Linked DNA regions of Mus musculus: all the other regions are linked to region 1. A link is a loop called in an ENCODE intact Hi-C map of the cell type or tissue named here. Cell type or tissue: left cerebral cortex. All regions are shown on one strand.

Region 1 (8,000 bases):
CCATACATTCCTCCTCGCTCTCTTCCAAATTCATGGCCTCTTATTTCATTAATTCTCTCTCCCCCCCTCTCTCACACACACATTCCTAAACACATAAATATAACCTTTTTAGTCTATATAGTGTTACTTATATGTGTGTTTTCAGGGCTGACCATTTGGTATTGGAAAACCCATTGGTGTGTTAATTGCGGGGACATCTACTTTTCCTGCCCTCAGCATCCTTAGTTGCCTGCAGGTCTTTGTGTGGGGCTGAGGCCTTGTGGGCTTTCCTTCATCTGTGTCTACTGGTGTTGTCTTTGTTCAGATCATGTTCAGGCGGTCACATTCTTTGAAAAACTCCTGCATGCATACCACGTTCTTGTTTGTAACCACCCCCACTCTTCCTTTCTAATCACCCCAACGCAGCCCATCACATCTCTTTCCCAGCCGTATGTTCTTATTTTATATTTATTTAGATCCAGAGTTCAATTAGTGCTGCACATGTATACATGGGTGTGGGTTCACCCACTAGGGCATAGCAACCTGCCAGTGGCCATGCTCCTGTAGAAACACAGTCCTCCGTCCTCCCTCCTCTAGCACCCACACTGCCGACAGATCCATGCTGGAGCCTCTGTGTGTGCGCGTGCCATGTATGTGCCCGTGCACGAGGAGGCTTCACATTCTCTGCAGCTGGAGTTACCAGCTGTTGTGATCTGCCAGATGAGAGTGCTGGGGACTGAAACGCAGGTTCAGAGTTCTATTCTCTCGTCTTGTGTCCACTGCGTTGTACTGGCATCCTACTGTAGTTGCCCACAGGGCTCAGCTGTGCTGTTCTGGTTCTCTGTGTCCACTATCCTTTCCTCCTTTCCTTTTGCCATCTTCCTTCCTTCTTCTCTGTCGCTCTCTGTCCCTCTTTTCTTTTTCCTGCTTACTTCTACTTCATCAGTTTCTTCTGAGACCTTCAGGCCAGTGATCTACCAGGTCCTGTTTATGAAGCCTGTCTTTCTTAGGGTTTCTACTGCTGTGAACAGGCACCATGACCAAGGCCACTCTTGTAAAGGACAACATTTCATTGGGGCTGGTTTACAGGTTCAGAGGTCCGTTATCATCAAGGTGGGAACATGGCAGCATCCAGGCAGGCATGGTGCAGGAGGAGCTGAGAGTTCTGCATCTTGATGAGAAGGCAGCCAGGAGGAAACTATATTTCAGACAGCTAGAAGGAGGGTCTCAAAGTCCACTCCCACAGTGACACATTTACTCCAACAAGGCCACTCCCTGGGCCAAGCACATTCAGATCACCACTAAATGCCTATCAAAGACATTTGTCATGCCTGCTATAATGTCTTGAAGAATAACATCCCCTATCTTAGAGTGCCTTTCTGTCTTGGGACTTCCCTTGCTTGTCCTACTTCTCTATAGCCATAAGAAAACATCATATCTAGGCAGCTTTTAAAACAAAGGGTTTCATTGGGCTTATGGTTTTGGAGGGTTAGAGTCCTTGATGGCCGAACAAAGACATGGGTTCAGGAACAGCTGGGAGCTCACACCTCGAGCCACAAGCTTGAGGCAGAGAGATTAGCCATCTGGGAATTACATGAATCTTTAGAAACCTCAAAGCCCACCCCAAGGCCACACTTCCTAATCCTTCCAAAACAGTTTCACCAGCTGGGACTGATATTCACATCTTTGAGCTTATGGAGTCATTATCACTCAAACCATCACACTTCTGCTGCTCACTGGCAACCTCTGTCTTTACTGGTAATTACAAGAATTTACAAGAAGTTCTGGGTTGGTTTGTTGTTCTGGATTGTAAACAAACACCTGATCTGGTAATGGGATCATTCTTACATCTGATTCTTATTTTTGCTATTTATTTTCTTCAAATTAGGTCCTCCCCCCCACCCCCTAAGACATAGTTTCTATATGCAGGAACTTGATCGGTAGACCAGGCTGGCATCAAACTCATAGAAATTCACCTACCTCCGCCTCCCAAATATTGAGATTAAAGGCACACACCATCACCTCCTGGCTACTATGGCAACTCTTATAAAGGAAAACTTTTAATTGGGGCTGGCTTACAGAGGGGGAGTGATTTTGGAAGTGTTATCACCACCCCCAGTAACCTAGTTCCGCCAGCCAGAGCCCGGATCTTGAAAGCTCTAGAGTCTTTATAATGACACCTCCACCCAGAGAAAGTGTTTACATCGTTAGCCTGTGAGAGAATATTTTAGATTCAATCTGCAGCAACAAAATACCAACTAGAAGTACTCAGAAGCCTGCCTCGTGGAACCACAGTTAGACTACACAGGGAAGAAAGAAACCACTCAAAGAGAACTAGATTTAAGGAAAGCTTACTCATGGGGCAAGAAGAATGGCAATTACATTGAATTTCTCATTAACAGCGTGCAGATGAAACTCCTAGGACTGGGGTCCTCATTCTCTGCAGAAACACAGGCTTAAAAACTAGACACGGGTAAAAGTGCATGGAGGTTTTGAAAACCCAGAAACCTGTCATGGAGTGCCCAAGGTGAGCTCAGGCACTACACTGCTGCACGGAAAACTTAAGAATTGTTTAACGTTGCCAGGGGTCACCTCTCCCCACCTGGCACTGTTCTGCCGCGGGAGGCCACAAAGTGCAAAGGAGAGTGGGGCAGTCTGCGGTGGCCCAGAGGGTACAAGGAGGCCAACTCAGCTTGGAGCAAATGAGAGGAGGAGTCTGGTCCTTTCTTCTTGGGGAGTAGAAGGAGGGGAACGCATTCTGGTGGTAGTCGTTCTCTCTCTCTCTCTCTCTCTCTCTCTCTCTCTCTCTCTCTCTGTCTCTCTCTCTCTCTCTCTCTCTCTCTCTCTCTCTCGCGCGCGCGCCGCTAAGGTTTCTTCTGGTAAAACATTCAGTATCACGCAAGCTCCTAATCAGAACACATTCTGACTTGCAGGGGCTCTTGAAGGACTGGTATTTGCCATCTTACTTTTGGGACAGTCATCTCCATATTCCCGGAATACCTCTAGCAAGAGAAGAACCTGCAGAGCCACACAGAGACACCAGAGGGCAGCAGAGCCTCTAAACTGAAAAAAAGAAACGGACAGGCCTCTGGCTGGGATGTGAACTGGACAAACCACAGAAAGAGAGACGTTCGAAAGGGCTTCAAGGAACCAGAGAATGGCCTCTGTGCTGACCTGTAAAGATTTTCAATTAGTACAAGATCGCTGAAGAAAACTCTCAGCCAGAACGTTCTAGAGTTACTTTCATAGCTACCGAAAAAGCAACACCCAACATGACAGCAAACAATCTAACAGACAAATGATCTTCTAAATCGGTATTTAGCTGTGCTTATACCAGGTGTGTGCAGGTCCCTTGAAAGCCAGAAGAGGGCGCCAGATGCTTTCGAACTTGGGTTATAGGTGGCCGTGAGCTGTCCTCTGGTATGGCAGCAAGCTCTCTTAACCTCTTAGCTCTCCAGCCCAAGAAATGTGATTTTAAAAACAGCTACCCATAACTTCTAGTCCGTTAGAAACTAGATGGTAAAGAAATGTCTTTATCAGCCTTTAAAAACTACCTATCAGTGCGCTGCTCTAGCTCAGCATGTCAGTAGAGGTCAGTAGAGACCCGCGAGCACCCAGAAGCCCTGTGACAGATCACGCCCCAGTTTCTCTTTTCCAAACTAATTGGGCTCTCTTAATTACGAAGACAACTGGCATTTGCAAAACATCTAATGATAATTAAGCTACTTGTCACCAACCTCTTACAGTCAGACACAGTCGGTGCAAGCGGCATTTCTTCTGTCTATTATTGTAAAGGTTGAGAATCTGTAATCTCCAAAAGCCAAACCCTGGAACATGCTAACACCACGTAACACCACTGACAAATGGGAAATCCCACACAGCCTGTGTGACAGAGCACAGTCTAGCCCGCAGCACAGGGAGGACACTGCATATGAGCACTCTTGGGCTAAGGGTAGAAGCTGTGGACAAAACAAATGCAATTTCTGTTTAGATGTAGGCGCCATTCCCAGAGTTTTCATTTGTCTATGCAAATACTCCCCACCCCACTCCAGTCTTAAAACATGTATGGTTCCAATCATGTTGGGTAAAGGAGACGTACCTCTGCTGTCTGCTGATTCGTTATCTCCTACGGGCCCCATCTGCCCCAGTTATTTCCAATCTCTCTTCCTTACTTACTGCCTTCTAACATTGAAAGGTAGACTCTAAGCTTCAAGTCAGTAATACTGCTACTTTCTAGAATATGACCCTTTCACTCCAACCACAGTTTTAATGCTGACAGAGAACGATGGCTAAAAATGGATATTTACTGGTGTCTTGGTCAGTGTTCTATTGCTATGAAGAGACACCATGACCACAGCAACTCCTGTAAAGGGAAGCACTTAACTGGGATTGGCTTACGGTTTCAGAGGTTTAGTTCATTGTCAGTATGTCAGGGAGCATGGTACTGTGTAGGCAGACATGGTGCTGGAGGAGCTGAGAGGTCTACATTCTGATCCACAGGAAGGCAGCAGGAAGGAGAGACACTGGACTTGCCTGGCTTGGGCCTTTGAAACCTCAAAGCCCACCCCCAGTGACACACTTCCTTCAACAAGACCACACCTAACCCAATAAAGATATAACTTCTAATAGTGCCAATCCCTAATGACCAAGCATTCAAATCTATGAACCTATGGGGGTCATTTTTATTCAAACCACCACAACTGGATATCCAGGCCTTTTCTTAAACATTTATGAGGACTATTGTTTAGCACGGCTAACTATTATTATCGTCTTCATCTTACAGATTCATAAGCTGAGGACCTGGGAGGTGAAGAACACAGCCTGTTGAAGATGCCTTTCCTTGTTAAGACAGCAGAAGGGATCTACCTGCTCAGACATCTGGCTCCAGACCCTGGAGTCTGGCTTGAATGACCTAGCCACTCTCTGTGTATTCAAGTCCTGTCCACATAATAAATGGGGAAGTTGGGTGCTTTCCCCAATGCCAAACCGTGGGGAATCCCTAGAGCCGGGGTACAGTCTCCCTTGTAAAACACGCAGGTTACCTGATCCAACCCCACTGCCCTTACTCCTTTGATTATGGCGAACGGGGGTGATTTCTTCATACGCAAAGCAGAAAAAAATCTTCGCTTCCTGTTGCTTGCTTTAAGATGGAAAAAGAAAATCAGAAGCTAATTACTGAGACTCTGAGAACAAGCCTGGGCTACACAGCAAACCATCCTTCACCTCCACCCCCAAAAAGGGAAAGAAAAGAAAATTGCAAGGCCACAAGGCTCTTCAGATGAGTTACAAACGTATCCTCCACCCCTGCCACTGCCTCCCGTGTTCGCTGCTCTCCTCTGAGGGCCAGGCAACTCTCACACCACCCAGGGAAGTGGTGGCTCTTTTTGAAGCACCATCCTCCCCATTCCCGAACTTATTTGACCTTGAAAATGGTGAGTTGAGTAGTTTTCATCCACGCCAGGTAAAAACTAGATAATATGATCATGGGAATGATTTCAGTGGATTACTGAGAAACAGAGCTGGCCCCAGATGAAGAACTGCACAGGAGGGAACCACAGCCTCCATCTTGTAAGAGACGGAGGGGAAACGTAGCTTGGTACCATCTGAAAGCTGAAGAAACAGACCAGAGGCCAGAGAACAAGCGCCCCAAACTTACACGATTAAATGCTTGGATGCCAAAGGCTAAAGAGTGGGAGAAAACGGACCGATAAGATCCTTTGTCTAGGGCTGGTGAGATGGCTCAGCGGGTAAGAGCACTGACTGCTCTTCCATAGGTCCTGAGTTCAAGTCCCGGAAACCACCCTCTTCTGGAGTGTCAGAAGACAGCAACAGTGTATTATAAGTAAGTACAGTGTACTTACTTATAATAATAAATAAATCTTTGGCCTGAGTGAGCGGGGTTGACCAGAGTGAGCAGACATCCTGAATTCAATTCCCAAAACCAGATGTACAGCTATAGTGTACCCCATATACATAAAATAAATAAGCAAATCTTTTAAAAAAGACCTTTTGTCTGATGGAAACAAGCACTCAGGGGAGAGGGCAGCCAGAAGGCCCGAGCTGTGTGAAGCCATTCTCACCCTGAGCAGGTTGTGGAGTGGCCCTGGGCTGAGGTCATTTCCACCCAGAGACACATTTTTTTCCTGTTAACCCTCAGGGCTTGAGAAATACTCATTAATTTTAGTGGCTTGTATTGGTAGTTTTGACATGATGTGAATTTTAAATGAAGCATTCTGAAAGAACTGCCAGAGTTGGTAGAAGGAGGCTGCTTGCTTTCCTGCGCAGAGGAGAAAAGAGGAGAAAAGAGCTACTAACACAGTTACTGCCAGTTAGGGTTCCTAGTATTTTGGGTTTGATGTTTTGCTTGTAGGGTACATCCATAAACAGTTTTAGTACCTGTTTTATGTAGTCCTATCCCATTACTGCTGTTGTGTATGGCTTTTGTGAGTATTGCCTTTTTTACTTAACTTTGTTAAGGGACAGCTGATTCCATTTTCTTTTTAGTTAAACTATGTTAGATTTTGATTCCTTCCTTCCTTCCTTCCTTCCTTCCTTCCTTCCTCCCTTCCTTCCTTCCTTCAAGATTTATTTATTGTATTATGTGAGCACGCTGTTGTTGTCTTCAGACACACCAGAAGAGGGCATCAGATTTCACTACAGATGGTTGTGAGCCACCATGTAGTTGCTGGGAATTGAACTCAGGACCTCTGAAAGAGCAGTCAGTGCTCTTAACCACTGAGCCATCTCTCCAGCCCCATTTATTTCTTCTCCTCTCTAACCATGCCCTTAACTAGAGGTCAATTTGGTTTTTAATTTGTACTTTCTCAATAATCTTGTGAGTTACACATCATAAATTGTTTCCATTGTTCTGGGAATTGACTAACCATAAAATGTTTCATAATCTGTTAACTGTCTGACCTATAACATGTACCTTTCCCATGAGCATAAAAAAATAACTGCAGGATTTCACTTCTGTAACCACCTGCTTGTTTCTGAGGTGGCAGAGTTGCTTTTGACTGTTTCTAAGAACAGCCTGGCTGGGTGAGCCTGGGCACATGGAGAGTCTGTGACAACAGCTCCAACCTCTACTTCATGATACTGGAAGCAAAGTCCTGCTTGGCAAAAAGCCAAAGGCGAGCCTTGGCTTGGCTCCCAGGGGTTCGAGGCTGTGTCACAGGCTCCCATTTTCCTGAGGAACTTTACAGTTACACAGGAGTTTGTTTTTAAATATGCAGACTTAACAGAAAGCCAGTCCATGGTGAGCACAGCCCACCATGAACGCCAAGTTTTTGTCTCTCATTATGCTTTGGTTTATAGTTAATGCTTGGCATCTTTATTCACACACTCCCTCCTGGCCTCTCTTCAAATCTGGCTTCCGAGAAGGTCACCTTAAATCCTACCTAGCCAAGTGCAGTGGATATCTCCTGCCCCAGTTCACTTCACCTCCAACCCCAGACTAGCACTTAGCCAAATAGGCCTCCCTAATATTTTAATCACCACAAACAGAAAATCTGCCATGTCAGTGCCTTTGTATGAAAGGCATCCTTTTATGTAGATCCTTAAATCATGAAGAGCAAGACGATGGGCTCTGGGGATCTTAACTCAGAGGAATAACAGATTCTGATATTTAAACAGAGTTTGCTTATTAAAGCTATAATACCAAATAAAGGCTTTTTATAGTAGAAAAAGTATTTAAAAATAGAAAAGTAGGAAATCTAAAAGAAAGGAATTCCTGCTATGGAGGCTGTACTTTCCAGATCTCAAATGTTGACTGTTAATACTCAGTTTCTGGAAGTCACCATCAGGGACACTGGATGATCTTTGAGAAGCTAGCACCATATGCCTACACAGTCGGACCATTATGAGCCTGGCTTCGCCTCTGCTGTTCACTGTGGAGGGTACATTCACCTTGTCTCAAAGACAGACGTGTGGATGTCATCAGTCTGATCAGAGCAGTAGCACAGTCAAGCCGGGACGTTCTTCTCTCCTCCACAGGATCTGAGTCTTGACATCTAGAGACA
Region 2 (8,000 bases), 120 kb after region 1:
AGCACCCTCATCTTTATTTCACACTTCAACCAATAGTGTCACCACCTACAGGCACCTCAGAGGACCATCTCTCCAACCAATAGTGTCACCACCTACAGGCACCTCAGAGGACCATCTCTCCAACCAATAGTGTCACCACCTACAGGCACCTCAGGGGACCATCTCTCCAACCAATAGTGTCACCACCTACAGGCACCTCAGGGGACCATCTCTCCAACCAATAGTGTCACCACCTACAGGCACCTCAGGGGACCATCTCTCCAACCAATAGTGTCACCACCTACAGGCACCTCAGGGGACCAACTCTCCAACCAATAGTGTCACCACCTACAGGCACCTCAGGGGACCATCTCTCCCCAGAGCGCCTCTGCAGCTACTTCTAGCCCAAGTGCATACCCTCCAGTCTCTCCAGCCTAACCTGCGTTTCTCCACTCCCAGCATCAGCTGCTCCGCGGCTCCCGGGCTTTAATAACCAGCTCCCACTTGGTCTCCTTACTTTCTGTATGTCCTTGGTTATACAGCAGGGTCACATCATACACCTGCCGGCCCTGAGAACTATCCTGTGAAAACTAGTGCATGCCTTACACGAGTGCTCAAAGAAACGTAGGTGGGAATACTGACTGCCACTAACAAAACAACAACAATGACAACAACAAGCAAAACAAAAGCCAACTTAGAAATAAACCAAATGTTGTGATATATTTGCATGGCAAAATATCACACAACAATGAATACTGACCAGCCAAGCTATATACACTTTAGATGGATACTAATAAAGAAATATTGGGTGAAAAAAAGCTCCCCAGCTTATTACCTAAAGAAAGATAAGCTCCTTATAACAGGCATAACCAACAAAAGTAAATGGAACATTGTCTGGGTTATATACTTAGGTTACACATACGTATTAAATGCAAACAAGAAGATATCCATTACGTCATCATGGGTGATCATTCCACTGGTCAATTAACCATCTAATTACAAAGGAAGTAATACATAAACCAGGGCTCATTAGTCCAATTTGGGATCACTAAGGTGTGCTGGGAGAAAAAAATGGCAGAAAATACAAAAGAAGGAAACCTATGACGTTTTCAGGTTTTAAAGAGAATCAACTACAAGAAACTAATACCTAAAATAAGTGTATTAACTGAGGTCAAACACTTAACAATCTGGTAGACTATAATCTCTGTTGCTATCTATCACAGGGCAGTGAGATGCCTAAAAAGCAAGCTGGCTGTAAGACATCCTCAGCAGCACTAGCTCTTATGGAGTGTGCCAAGATTTGGGGGTTTGTATAGGCTCTCTTCCCTTCTCTTCTGGATACTGCAACCAAGGAAAGAAAATGCACCTATTCCCCCCAGATGCAATGTACCTTCTATTCAAAGTGCCCGTCTCAATGTTTTGAAAACGAGTATCAAATCATTAGAAGCTTCGTCTCGCCAGCCAGCCTCATTCTCCCTTACAAACCTCGGAGATAGGCATTTCAATTACTACCAAACAGTGACTCTATTAAACAGTATGATAATATAACTGTTCAGCAGATCACCCAACACCTCTTTTTTTTTTTAAAAAATATCAATGACACAGGGAGATGCTCAAGAGTCAAAATCTGGGGGGTCGGGGAGGGACATGACACACTTGTGATGAATTAAAAGAGAAAAGCTAAATCTCCATCTACTATCTATTATCATCTGCCTCTCACACTAAACTATTCAGAATTTAATAATGTCAATCTAGAAAGTCCTAAGCAGCAGGGACTGAGAGGTAAAGAGGGGAAAGTCCGCCTGAGAAGAGAATGCCGACACCCTGTTTCTTCAGAGCATTAAATGAGGTGGTAGGTGAAGAGGCCACAGAGCACAGCGGCTGAAGCTCAGCAGGGTGTGGAGATCATAGAACAGGGCCCAGGAGCTCAGTGATGCTCTTCCCACACACTCCCCAGATACAGAAAGGGAGAACTGCTAAGCATCAGCCACGACCTATCTCTAGCCCTGACCTCTCTTTCTGAATCCATCTGCAGTTGTGAGCTGACTTTCAGTCCTTACAGTCACAGACCTTAGCAGTGACCAGACTTTCAAATGGGAAAGCAATTCTGACACATGAATTTGGCCCCAGTTACATGTACATGGTGGTGGCAAGCAGGATCTGGGTCACCCACTTCTCCGTTATATGCATTTTCCTAATTCCTTCTGTGTCTCACCATCAGCTGAACCACATCTAAAAGCAAACTGACTGCCACACTTGTTCCAGAATGAGCTGCCTCTGTCATCTGCTAAGAAACCCTTGCTCTCCTGGTCTGGTTCCAGGCTTGCAAACATGCCTATAAAGCCTTCTGCCTTAGTTTACTTCCTCGCTCCTTCCTTTAGGTCCATGTGGCACCAACTGCCACAATTCTGTCCTTTACAAAGTGCCCTGTATATCCCTTCATTTGCTTATTTGTAGTTTGTGGTGTTGGTGTTGGTGCTGTTGTTGTTGGTGGTGGTGGTGTGTGTGTGTGTGGTATGTGTGGTGTGTGTGTGGTGTGTGGTATGTGTGTGCATGCATGGTGTGTATGTATGGTATGTTTGTAGTATGTGTGGTATGTGTTTGTATGTATATGTGTGTGTTGTGTCTGATATGTGTGTGTGGTGTGTGTATGTGTGTGTGGTGTGTGTATGTGTGTGGTGTCTGTGCATGTGTGGTGTGTATGTATGGTATGTGTGTAGTGTGTGTGGATTGTGTATATGTATATGTGTGTTGTATCTGATATGCGTGCATATGTGTGGTGTGTGCATGGTATGTGTATGTGTATATCTGGTGTGTGTATGTGTGTGGTTATGTGTGTGTGTTATGTATGTATGTATATGTGTGGTGTATGTGTGTATTGTGTCTGATATGTGTGTGTGGTTGTGTGGTTGTGTGTGTGTGTGGTGTGCATACTGTGTTATGGGTATATGATGAGGGCACACCTGTGAAGGTCAGAGAACAAGTCTTAGAGAAGGCTTTCTCCTTCCACTGTCACGTGGGCTCCAGCATTAAGTTCAATTGCCAGGCTGGCACAGCACTGAGCCTTCTCACGTCCCCATGCTTTCAATTTCACCTTCACAGCCATAGTCTCATGACCTCAGACCAGATCAGTGATGGGCCTGGATCTCTTTCACCTCCCAACCACCCAATCCAAACAATATGACCACTTCAACCACCCCAAATCTGAGTCCTGCACAGGCACCTGTAAGAAACTATTCCAGTGTCAAGAGCTACAACTGAGTCATGTTACCATATGCATTTAGGGAACACGACAACAAAGTAGACCCAGGAGTAAAGTGGGAATAGACACAGAAGAGCAAACCCATAAAGGCGGGTAAGAATGAAGGTGTCACAGACAAAGAAAGCAATAACAGTGTGTTCCTCTGCAGGTCTGCCTCAACTCCTGGGGCAAGCCAATGTCTTCGAGTCAGCAAACACCCCTGGGGAATATGATAAGAAATGACCCGTCTGTAGAGGTGCCTGAGAGCAGGTCACCAGAGATCTGTCTAATGTGCAGGAAACCAGAAAAGCTACCCAGTGGATAAAAAGCCAGGACCACCCTGGAGGGCTCTGAATTAAGCAGTATGGAAACCCAACTAGAAACGCCATCCATGACACTCAAGTAACTCCTGTGATTTTATTTGACTTTTTAAGGCCTGGAAACGATGATGTTTATCACATAAGAAAGGAAAGATACTAAAATTAGAGAACAGGATCATTCCCAATAAAGCTTAAGCTTCCCTTTCAAGAAAACTGTAGCGTCTGCCCCATCATTTAAGAATACAATTGAACATGTAAAAATGTTCTCATTTTCCTAAGTATTGGTAGACTAAGCCGTTCATTAGCACTTCAGAAGTTTCAGGTTTTCTCCTCAAAATAACATTTTGGGGATTAAGTTATGTCTGAAGACCCTTTTCAGTTGTAAATTTCTGTGATTCAAAGAAATTAGTGTAGAGAATTTGCTTAGCACATGCAAAGCCATAGGTCTCAGTCCCAGGACCACAAAGAGAGTGGGAAGGGCTCCAGAATTGGCTATTTTAAAAACACCATTCTTGTTAAACTTAGAAACTGAAAAATATAAATGATGGTCCCGTTCTATCAATGGTGATGTCTGTGAATTTTAAAAACTCCCTGGTTCACAATGCCCATCAAAATACGTGTCTTCGTTTTAGGCAGTTAAGATTCACAAATGTGGAAATTGTAAGTGCAAAAGAAAAAAAAAGTCAAAAAACAAAACAAAACAAAAACAAACCAAAACCTACAACCCACAACCACGCTCCAGCCATTCTGCTCCAACTCTTTACAAAGCTCTATTGACTCATCTGAGCATCAGTCTTCCGTGACAGACAGGAGCCGGTGAATTTCCTGCCGCCAGTAGGCGACTGCGCCCATCTAAGAAGGCAGGCCTGGCGCTGACCTACCTCCCTGTCTCCGCGCCACAGTCGCTGCTCCGCCACCGGAAAGCTGGTCTCAGCGAAGATGCGCTCCTTGAGGTCCCGCCCGGTAGCGGTCGCCGGCACCGCCACGGTCCTGCAGCCCACGCAGCCGCGGAGCACGGTCACGCGGACCCACCTGCGACAGGCAAAGGGACGGACGGTCAGCTGGGTTCGCGCGCGGCCGGGCGGCACCACCCTCCCGCCCGGGGTCTCGTCACCTGTCCCCCATGGCGGGCTCCCCAGGCCTCCTCCTCACGCCCAGCCCTGCCGCTCCGAGAGGTCCGCCACTGGCCCTGAGGCGGGGATCCTCATGGCAGAGGCCTGTACCGCCGCAGCGCTCTGCCGCAGCCCGCAGAAGGGCAGAGGAAGGCGCCGCTGCGGAGGAGGAGCGAGCCCTAGCGCGCCGCGCGCTCGGGGCTGCAAAGGGCCATGTAGGCGTCGCCCGCAGGCATGCGCAGCCCTGGGACCGTTATCTGCGGAGCAGCCCTTCCGCGTAGCCACGCCTTCTTAGACGCGCCCTAAGGGCCGCTACTGTTCTTGGAGGAGCCTCAGGCCCCGCCTCGGCTCCGCCCCTCTCGTGGATGGCAAAGGACGGACCCGCCCCCTTCTTAGGCCACGCCTTCCTCTGACACACCCCGCACACTGCGGTTGTTCTGAGGAGACTCACGTCCCGCCTCGACCCCGCCCCGTTCCCCCGTGCAGCTAAGGACCGCCCTGCGCCGGTCTCCAAGCCACGCCCCTCCCAGGAGCGCCCTTCGATTGCAAGGATGCTTGGGACCGGCTTTTGCCACCCCTTCTCTCCCAGTCTATTCACTAAGGAGCAGCTCCAGTGGCTCTCTCCAGGCCACACCTCTCCCGAGCCCTCCACTCAGAAGTGACTGCTGAAGAGCAGCCTGGCCCTAACCTAACCCAACTATACTAAGCAGCCGCACAACCCCACATGCTACACCCAGGTACCTCCTTCCACTTAACTTCTCACAGATCCTGATGAAAATAGAAAAACCAAACCCCTCATCTATTACAGCCACGCAAAAGCTACTTGGTGTAATAGTAAACGCCTGATTGTTATTTGAAATATTCTCATGTACTAAAAACTCCATTTTAGAGTTAACCCTTTTAAAATGATATTAATTACCACTTCTCTTGGCTCCCTTCCATATAGTCAGGATTCATCATTAGGAGTAAAAACTACCCCGAGAGCTCCTTAGAAGACCATAATGTTAGTCAAGCTTTCCTTTCGCTGTTGGAACGGGTCAGTTTCATCAATTAGAGAAAAATACTGAAACTCAGTATAACGATCCTGCCTAGAAACCCCGATAGACAAATACTTGATTTTTAAATTAGATAAGCCTATACAAGTGAATGCATTGGGATATCAACAAATAGGAAAAAATATTGATTTTGTCTATCAAGTGAGATTCCCCCCATTCCAAGCCCCTCCCAAACACCATGCCTAGCACCTGTAATGTGACATGTACCACCCAGACCCCAAGACAAATCTTCAGGTTAAATGTCTTCAGAGTTCAGAATGCATCCCTCTTCCTCTGTCTTCCTATAAGATCTTTCTCTGGGCACCAAGCAGGATGTTGTAACAATAGAACCTAGGCATGGAGTGGAAGCCCTGACAGGAAGGACTGACCTCAGCCATCAGGCATGCCACAAGAGAAGCAGAGTCAGCCCACAAGGAGGCTGATCAGAGGCAGCTTTGAACCTCTAGAGCAGAATGCCTTTGGGATACATCACACAATGTCATTACTCATGGGAAATGCAGATCAGAACTCAGGAGAGATGCCAGAGCTAGTGGCATCCTAGGCCGAGGAGTCACTAGCTTCTTCAGATAATAGTCATAAAATCTACTGAAGCTACTGTATCCCAACTGGATACACCCCTGAATGACAAGGACACCCAAAGAGTGAGACAACGTATCCTAAGCAACTGTTTGGGTAGGCCTGGTTGCAATTTTACCAGCTAGAGTTCTGGACATGTACTTGCTGGTGGTTGCACAATATCATGACTGTGATGCCATGGAACTGCACGATTCAAAAGGACTCTGAAGGTAAATCTTATCCTATGTGTACCACCGTATTAAAATATGTTCTCCATTTTGTTTGCTGAGACAAAGCACAAGGCGGTTCTGAAGTGTCAGGATTTTTCTGCCTCTGCCTCCTTAAGTGCTAGGATAGGCTACATGGTCATGTATTCAGCTGTTTTTCCCCTTTCTTGTTCAATATTTTTAGGTAGCACAGAAACTCTAAAGAAGTTGATAAGAACAGCTGTCAAGGTTTGGAGCCAGAGACATGAAAGGCAGGCAGCAGGGCAGTGACCACATGTCATATCACAATGATACATTTCCTGTTACATATTGACTGGCAGGCAGCAATAAGATTCAAAAGACTGCAAAGGTAAACTTGAACAGCTAGCAGATGACTAGGACAAAGTAGCAAAATAGCAACAGGATAGTCATTAGTCTATCAGTGTGTGTGTTGGGGGGGGGGGAGTTGGTCTACTTTTTGTATGCACAAGGGACTTATTATTTTTGTTTGTTTGTTTGAGACAGAGTCTCACCATGTATCCCTGGCTGGCCTAGAATTCACTACATAAACCTAGATGGCTTTGAATTCATAGAGACCCCTTTGCCTCTTCCCCCTGAGTACTGGCATTAAAGGTATGTGCCACCACACCTTGCAAAGATAAATGGCATGACTATTTTGACAGAAGCCATCAATAAATAGATGAGTCCAGAGAACTAGGAATCCGGGGCTGGGAAGATGGGTCAGTGGGTAAAATGCTTGCCATGTATTCGAGAATCTGAATTAAGATTCCCCACCCTTGCATATAAAAAGCTGAGCCTGGTGTCTGTAATTGGGAAGGAGTGGAACTAGACAGATCTCTGAGGTTACCGGCCAGCCAGTCTAGCCAATAAGTGGTCTCCATGTTCAGTGCAGAGACCTTTTCTCAAAATATATGAAGAAATAAAGGATGAAAACAAGCCACATAAGCTTGCAGCCTCTACACTCACCTATGCACACACATGGACATGGGCAATGCATATTCTACTGAGGGGCACTCCATCTTTAGTGAAGATCTTTATGAATCTGAAGGGAAAAGTGATTTTCACAAGTTGAAAATCGCGCAGCTTGGAAACAATAAAGGCAGGCCTGGCTCCACCCTGCAAGCTCCTCCCAGGCAGGAGAGATGGCACTAGTGGGGATCATGGAAATATGCATTGTAACAAGCAATAAAAGTAAATAAAGCTGCTGATTTTATGCTTACATTACAAAGAAGGGAGAGAAACAATAAGCAAGTAGATGAGGGATAGACGATCCCTCCCTGTAAAGTCAGGTAGCAGGACACACCATTTAAAGGCCATCCACAATGAAGGAAGTGTTCCACCCTCAGAGCAAATGTTAATTAGAGGCTTGAAGAAAATGAAGTGGAGCTTACATAGCTCCATGCATTGAAGAAAGGGACCCGGAGTCAACATATATGACATCTGCTTTCACATTCACATTGTAAGAAACAGGAAGAAGAGATGAGAAAGGAAGAAAGGAAGAAAGAGAAAGA
Region 3 (8,000 bases), 150 kb after region 1:
CCCTCAGCCTCCACTGATCTACCAAGAAAGACTATACCCTATCCTCTCAGAGCAAAGCATGAGTCAGCAAAGATGAACAGGTTGAAACAGAATCTTTGCAAAGTGGAAAAGTCAGATGAACTCACCCTGTGAATCAACAGAGCAAGATCTAGCACAGTAGGCCCTGCCTGTGTCACCAGGGTCAGTACTGTGGGCCGTATGCTGGAGGACAGGTCATGGTCACCACAGCCAGATTTGGCCTCATATACCTGGGCAATCAAACGCAGAAATAAAATGTATTTACACCACCACCACGAGAAGCTAAAGGTGCAGTGTACTCAGTGTACACACAAGCACATTGAGATATCCACAGAACAGCCATGAAAACACTAAGGGTTTCCCCTGGGGTTCCGAAGCCCTTTGTGAGACCCAGGGCTTTCTCGTTTCTTTTGCTATCAGTTCCTCAAAGCTGTCTGACTCCTCTTTGGCTGTTTCAGGCTCTCGATCTCAGATACAGGAGGCACTCAACAGTGTGAACAATTTAGCGACTTGATGTACAAATTTCACCAGTGTGCATAAACTCTCATTCCCAGATCATAAGAACAAACATCTAGGTTTATACCTTGACTCAAGTTCAAGTTGATTCTATGATACGTAGAGATGACTGTGGTAGGCAGGGTCTTACACTGGCAAAAAAAAAAAAAAAAAAAAAAAAAAAAAAAAGTCCTGCCTACGTTCACAGATAAAAATTTATAAACATAACACACAAGCAAACTGTATGGCATGTGGATAATATCTTGGTAAAGCTGCTAAAAAGAACATTAAAATAAATATGGCTAAAATCTCCTAAATTTGGCAAGATTGATGCATATCATGTAGCTTTTAGAAGACACAAGAATTGGCTCATTGTTTTAAAAAGCGACCTTGCTGGAGAAGCCTACCCCGCGTCACCCACGTCACCATGCCAGGGGTTTGTGTGCTGATCTGTTCTCAGTCTCGTTTCAAAAGTAGGAAGCTGGAAGTGCCGAGAGGTTAAATGTCAGAATCACTATGATGAGACTCCACCTTTCTAACCCGGGTCTGTCTCAGAATAAGTCTATTCAGAGTCTTGGGCTGTTCTTAGATGGGTCTCTGAGGAATTTAATGACTTGTTGAACAAGTATGTTCTCCAGGACTAGACTTTTTCTAAAGCGGTCACCCAGCACAAGCCTGTAACAAAAACACTGATAAATAAAAATAAGCGTGTGGGGGTGGGGTGGGGGTGGGTTTGATGGGAAGGCGACATAGACTGAATAAAATTTACACACCGAGCTTCAAAATATAACAATTTAATATCTTTATGTGCAAAGCAGATTAACTATTGTTTAATCCAACAGTTAAATGGTTGCTTCTAAAAAAAAAATAAATGGTTGCTTCTGTGGGTTTGTAAGAGTTAGAAAATAAAAGTTATAAATATATATATACATACATATATACATATATACACATGTATGTATATATATATATATACATATATGTTTAACATGTATCATCATGTTAAACAAGGGGAAACACTTGTGTAGAAATGTCCACAAATCCCAGAGACCGATAATATTCACACGTGCGCTCCTTTCCAGTGCTCAGCAGTTTAATCAAATAAAGATACGCATGAAATTTAAGCTGCCATTCACTAGGTGCCTGACTGACTTCAAGCTTTTATCTTTTTGGAAGAAGTGAAAGGCCTAGCCTTTGTCTTCAGGCCTAGGTAAGAGACATGCAATACTATCAGAAGCAAAACAGAAGTCCGGATGCTACATTGCTATAAAAGAACTAACGATGGTTCTGCACAAAATGGGTGATCTGTGTGAGCTCTCAGGCTTCCAGTCACCCAAACTCCAAAGTGCAGTGGGAAGAACATGACAGCAAGAAGCAGAACTTGGGGCATGGGGTCTGAGAACTCGGCGATCTTCAGCAAGAAAAGCTACATTGAGTAGACCTCTCCATTCTCAAATAAGAATACACTGAGCTTCCACTCCCTTAATCTTGCATCTTCTAACCTACAGAGTGGGGCTATTAAATCATTTCTAATCTTGACCACACGAATGAAAAGTAATTTTTGATTGACTATTCTGAGGCAGTGAGCAGAGTCCAAAGAGAGCTGTCAAGATCTTATACTCAGGACTCTAAGGAAAGTCAAAGAGTCTCTCCCCAAACCTCTTATCTTAGCTCCGAGGATAAATGGTTTTCTGTTATGCACAAATAAAAGCCAACAGAGCTAAAGTCACATTTTTCTGGTTCCCAATCCAGTGCTTTGTCCAGTTTTTCTGTTTTCCTTCTCCCTCTGGGAAGGGTACAACATCTCCATCATAGACACTGAAGTCCAGTGCATGTTAAGTGAAGAGTTTAAGGGAAAATAGCAAAGAGAAAGGAGAAAGACAAAGTAGAGATTAAAAATAGTCACAGGATTGGCAATGTCTATAAAGAGTGAGTGGGCCGCCTGGCTGTCCAAGATCAAAATAGTAACGGGACTTGTTCTGATTTCCAATTTGGCACATTTAAGTACATTTAACTGTCCTGACTTGGACTCCTGGGGGACATGGCCAGTATAGTCATTGTTACTGCTACCATGATGTGTTTAGGGGAAGGTATGCAAGAGGAATCAGCCTCCCTTCCCCTCAGAGAACAGCCCTATGGCAGCAAGGAAGTTCTAGCTCCGCATTCATAGGCCAAAGGTATGAGAACATTTAGCCCAAAGCAAAGGCTGTTTAAGAGGCACTCAGCCAAAAGTACATTTATAAATTCAGTTTTTGAGGGAACACTAATAAATGAAGCTATTTGGTGTGTTTCATAGATTGAGTGAGTAGATGTATGTGTGGTTGGATGGATGGATAGATGGATGGATGGATGGATGGATGGATGGATGGATGGGGTGGAATGGGTTGGAAATGAGTCAAATACTCACTAGCAACACACTGCTTAGTCTAAGCTAGCTATCTTCACAAACATTTGATGTCTCAATGATACCACCATCATCTGAGCAATGACCATCAGTGTCTTGGACAGAAGAGAAACTGAGGCACCAATTGTTAGCGACTTCTAAGGGGCTGTGGCAGGAAGGTCCAGTTGAGCTGACATTTGAGCACAGGGCTGCTGAGGGCCAGTCCGGCCCAAAGCAAAGGACTCCTGTCAGCTGTCCTTGTTCTTCAAAAGCTGTGACTGAGCTTTTCTTCTGACAGGAAGAACGGGAAACATCGGAACAGCGGTCAACGGTTCTTACTGCTGCTCTCACAGGATGAGCACAACAGCAGGGACGCAGGAAGATGGTGTAAGCTAGCTTGCTTCCTTTGAAAGGGACTTAGACAGAGTCTTAAGGATCATGGGTGCGGGAGGGAGCAGCTTGGGCAGCCAAAAGCCAAAAGCCAAGGATAAAGAAGACAAGGGACCACACAGAATGGGGCTAACTGTCAAGGCAAAGGAAAGAGAGCTGGTTAGTCTTCCGCAACACTCAGGGGATGTGAACATGAGAACCTCACACTGTCCTAGTTCTTACCTGGCTGCCAGTGGGTGCTTGTAAAACTCGTCATAAGACAAATAAATGGGGGCTGATCGTGAATTACTTCTGTACTGGTTGGTGCAGGAGTAAAGAGACCAATATGGGGTTGTGGCAGCTTATGCTTGGAAAACACCTGGAACCAGCCCCCATCCTGGCTGGTTCAAATGGAAGAGGCTTTTTACCATTTTCAGAGACACAGGGAGTAAGATTAAAGCTAAAATTATCAGCATATCAGCCTCAAAGGCAATACTCCCCACTGACCTTGTTTTAAGAAAAACGCAGGCAAGCAAAAAAGGACAGCAGAGTAGGAGAGAACTTTGCTAAAATCACAGAACTCTTTCTAAGAATTTAATTATTTCCTGGAATGAAATGAAATAAGGAGAATTTTTTTTTGTCATAAGGCTTTCGAGTATTATTAAATAAGGTAACTGAGAACTGGCTGGTTGAGAATATGAGGTTAAAATTAGAGCGATTGCAGATTAAGTAATAAACTATTCTGAGAATGCCACTGTATAAATACCAATAGTCCGGACCCCACTCTGCATAACAGCAGCGAACCCATTATGACCACTCTCTGCAACTTGGAGTGGAAATTAAAAAGACAAAGCCTGCAGTCAGAGCCCCTCTGGAACTAAGATGAGGAGGTAGAGCGGGACCCACCCTACCCAAGGATGCCAAGGTAGCAACTCCTCACCCGTGCGCTGTGGCACTACACGCCAGAGCTGCTCTGTCTTCCTTGGGGGCGAAGATGCAGAGGACAGTGGTCCACGGCCCAGCTGGAGCAGCAGCAGCTGTAGCAGCGACCGCACCACCCGGCTCCAGCGGGTCGCAACGCCCGATGTAGCTGTTCCTAGACTAGACGCAGTCCGCAGTCCGAGGGACCCTCAGAGTCTCACGGTGGCCATCATCAACCTGGTTGTCCGGCCTTTGTGTGCCTTTTGTACCAACAACAAACAAGTCCCAGCCAGCGTTACTGCCACTGCATTCAGCGCAGGGCCGGGAGAGTGCGGCAGTCACAGCTCCCCCTACCTAGCTCACTGCTCTCTTTTTTTAAATTAAAGAGATAGCATATCAGCTTCAAAGAATGCCATAATGCCACACACCCAGTGTTGTGGATCACTGAGGTAAAAAGTCACGATGGGAGCTTTATTATTATTTTTGTTGTTTTCCAGAGATTAATTTTATGGAAGGCATACGGCTTAAAACAAAGTCATTCCCCATAGAAGGTTGGTGCTAGGGGCTTGGTATGGGCCTCCTCAGCCCCATAAAGAGTTCTGAATAGACTCTGCCCGGTCTGAAGACAGGAGGATTAAGCGCTCAAGATCAGCCGCCTTTACATAGTGAGTTCAAGGATAGCTGGTCTCAAAATGGATGAATGGATGGATGGATGACAGACAGGTGATAGCCATATGATAGTAACAGCAGCACATGCCCAGATAAAACAGCATACACAGTGCCTTTGTTCATTGTCATTGTGGACATGAGATTCCAAATAAGTATCAAAAAATCAAAAATTCACTCAAAATGTGCTGTGTGTTGTAAAATGTTCTACAGTTGCAATCTGATGCCAGTGTTAATTCAGTGTTTCTGTCAGTTTAGTAATGGGGACACTGAGGCAATAAACCAGGGCACGGCATCTCTACGGCACCAAGCTTTGTGTGCAGCCCCGGTCCTCTGCCCTTGCGTGGGCTGTGCTCTAGTTACAGCATCAGGACCAACATCCTCCAGCATCCTATGAATGGGGAGTGTACACCAGCTAGAGCTTCAGAAGATTGGAGGCTCCTGTTTGCTGCACCCTTGGGGAAATTACCTAATTCAGCTCAGCCATACAGGCTCCAATGATGTCCCTGGGGAGAGGCACCGACTTCAGAAAGGGCAATCCACTTTGTCTGCTTTGCTGTAGTCTCGCCCTTCCCAGGGGACCACTGAAGATACCAAATCTAATAGCATTTCTTCCACACCACAGACTCCTATTAGTCATCCCTCGGAATCCATGGGAATTGCTTTCTTGAAGCTGCCAAAACCCAAAGATGCTCAAGGTCCTGATCTTAAAAGGGCATTAGAGAGCTGTGTTTGGAATGGCACAGTGGGCAAGGCCACTTTTTGCACAAACATGAGTACCTTAGTTCAAATGCCTAGTACCTACAACAAGTGTTGTGGGGCCGTGTGCCATAGCTCAATAATGTTAAGACAGGTAGAGTTTTCTGTCTCCTGAAGTCTCCCAGATCAGTAAGAGACCCTGTCTCAAGGAGATAAGACAGAGGTCTCCCACTGGCTTTGGAGTACACTCCTGTAAATATATATATATATATATATATATATATATATATATATATATATATATACATACATACATATACACACACAGTGTTGGTGGGGTGTAAATAAATAAATAAATAAATAAATAAATATATAAATGCTGAGGTTGCTATGCTAAACTGCAGCCAGGAAGAGAACTAGGTCCTTTGTACAAGAGGGCTGCCCCGCTAGAGGCAACTCTAAGCTCAGAGAACAGTGAAATCCAGGAGGCTGGGAGGGGTACCGAAGGTTGGAAAGAGAAAGGAATGATGGGACAAGAGCTAAAGTGTTGCCTTGAAAGGTAATTTGTAAGAGACACAGAAGGTAATCTTTAAAAAAAAATTTAAAAATTAGGCGAGATGGCTCAGCAAGTAAAGGTGCTTGCAGCCAAGCCTGGCCGTCTGAGTTCAATTCCCAGGACACACAGAATGGAAGAAGAAGTTAAAACCAATTCCTCAAAGTTGTCCTCTGACCTTTGCATATGCACTGTAATGCACACACACACACACACACACACACACACACACACACACACACGTACACACAATCAGCCAATCAACCAATTAGCACGTAAATGTAAAAGAAAATCTATTTTTTAAAAATCAAACTGCTTAATTTAAAGAAATTCTGCCACAGATTATGCAGTGTGACTCTTTTCAATTTAATGTTTTAAAACTCTGATTTCTCCTTTATACATTTGAAGTTAAGGTTCAGGATCATTCGAAATATGACACAATACTAATTATATTTAGGTTACATCTTGATTTTTTTTGTTTTTTGTTTTCTTTCTCTTTTTTATTAGATATTTTCTTTATTTATATTTTAAATGTTATCCCCTTTCCTAGTTTCCCCTCCAAAAATCCCCTATCCTCTCCCCCCTCCCCCTGCTCCTCAACCCACCCACTCCCGCTTCCTGACCCAGGCATTCCCCTCTACTGGGGCATAGAACCTTCACAGGACCAAGGGCCTCTCCTCCCATTGATGACCCAGTAGGCCATCCTCTGCTACATATGCAGCTAGAGCCACGAGTCCTTCCATGTGTTTTCTTTGATTGGTGGTTTAGTCCAAGGGAGCTCTGGGCTTATTGGTTAGTTCATATTGTTGTTTCTCCTAGGGAGCTGCAAAACCCTTCAGCTCCTTGGGTCCTTTCTCTAGCTCCTTCACTGAGGACCCTGTGCTCCATCTAGTGAATGACTGTGAGCATCCACTTCTGTATTAGTCAGGCACTGGCAGAGCCTCTCAGGAGATAGCTGGTACAACCACTCTGGAAATCAGTCTAGCAGTTCCTCAGAAAATTGGACATAGTTCTACTGGAAGATCCAGCAATACCATTCCTGGGCATATACCCAGAAGATGCTCCAACTTGTAATAAGGGCACATGCTTCACTATGTTCATAGCAGCCTTATTTATAATAGCCAGAAGCTGGAAAGATCCCAGATGCCCCTCAACAGAGGAATGGATACAGAAAATGTGGTACATTTACACAATGGAATACTACTCAATTATTAAAAACAATGAATTCATGAATTCTTAGACAAATGGATGGATCTGGAGAATATCATCCTGAGTGACGTAGCCCAATCACAAAAGAACACACATGATATGCACTCACTGATAAGTGGATATTAGCCCAGAAGCTCAGAACACCCAACATCTTGATGTTTTTCTGTCGCTGTAACAGAATATCCAAGAGTGAGTAATTTATAAAAGAAGCAATTACTTGGCTGGTTTCTGAGGCTGTAAAGAACATCACTCCGTGGTCCACCTGGCAAGGCTCTCTGCTGCTCTGGCTGGGGGTGGGGTGCACGGACCCCAGATGGCTCAAGCACAAAGGGGCAGAGCTCTCCACAAGAGAGAAACTTAACTGACCGACGGAATTCTGCCCCCACGACCCAAGGCCTCCACTAGGCGCCACTCCCAAGCTTCTTCATTGAGAACTGGAGGCTTGGTTTCTTTGGGAACAAAGTTTTCAAATCAGAGCAGCTTACAGAGCTTCAGTTCTTCCTGGTTGCTGTCCTAAAACGCCCTCCCGAAAGCAGCTTGAGGGAGAAAGGGTTTATCCTGGCTCACAGTTTGAGGCTGCAGTTTGCTGGGTCTCAAAGAAGCCTGGGCAAGGCTCCTTTGGTCCAGGTGACTCCTCCCTCAGTCCAGCTGGCTCCTCCCAGCACTTCTCCCCCTCCCCATACTCAA

Evidence for each region. Hi-C counts contacts between places; a loop is a spot of excess contacts. Peaks named below come from ENCODE experiments on the same cell type or tissue, not always from the same donor. Only the 100,000 strongest peaks of a DNase experiment are listed, where the experiment ranks them.
Region 2: a loop joins it to region 1, with 2.2 times the contacts of the local background. A loop is called at or near these places in 2 of 42 quality-filtered maps.
Region 3: a loop joins it to region 1, with 4 times the contacts of the local background. A loop is called at or near these places in 8 of 42 quality-filtered maps.

What each region holds. Positions count from the first base shown.
Region 1 is chr14:61,289,945-61,297,944 of GRCm38, reverse strand. 1700109G14Rik (RIKEN cDNA 1700109G14 gene) reads left to right here. Exons shown (of 3, transcript NR_033788.1): 2 at 2,913-3,316; 3 at 4,763-4,962. Among named protein-coding and RNA genes, the nearest start is that of 1700109G14Rik, 11 kb to the left of the region's middle. In left cerebral cortex, CTCF peaks have their summits at 3,017 (motif pointing right), 3,328 (motif pointing right) and 3,569 (motif pointing right); DNase peaks (open chromatin) are centred at 2,113, 3,074, 3,309 and 3,563.
Region 2 is chr14:61,169,870-61,177,869 of GRCm38, reverse strand. It overlaps Sacs (sacsin), which reads right to left. Exons shown (of 10, transcript NM_015788.2): 3 at 4,422-4,572. Among named protein-coding and RNA genes, the nearest start is that of Sacs, 35 kb to the right of the region's middle. In left cerebral cortex, a CTCF peak has its summit at 4,387; DNase peaks (open chromatin) are centred at 2,138, 4,462, 5,023 and 6,176; H3K4me3 peaks cover 1,931 bases; H3K27ac peaks cover 990 bases.
Region 3 is chr14:61,134,977-61,142,976 of GRCm38, reverse strand. Sacs (sacsin) reads right to left here and starts at 4,520. Exons shown (of 10, transcript NM_015788.2): 1 at 4,206-4,520. In left cerebral cortex, a CTCF peak has its summit at 4,534; DNase peaks (open chromatin) are centred at 44, 2,501 and 4,411; H3K4me3 peaks cover 1,666 bases; H3K27ac peaks cover 539 bases.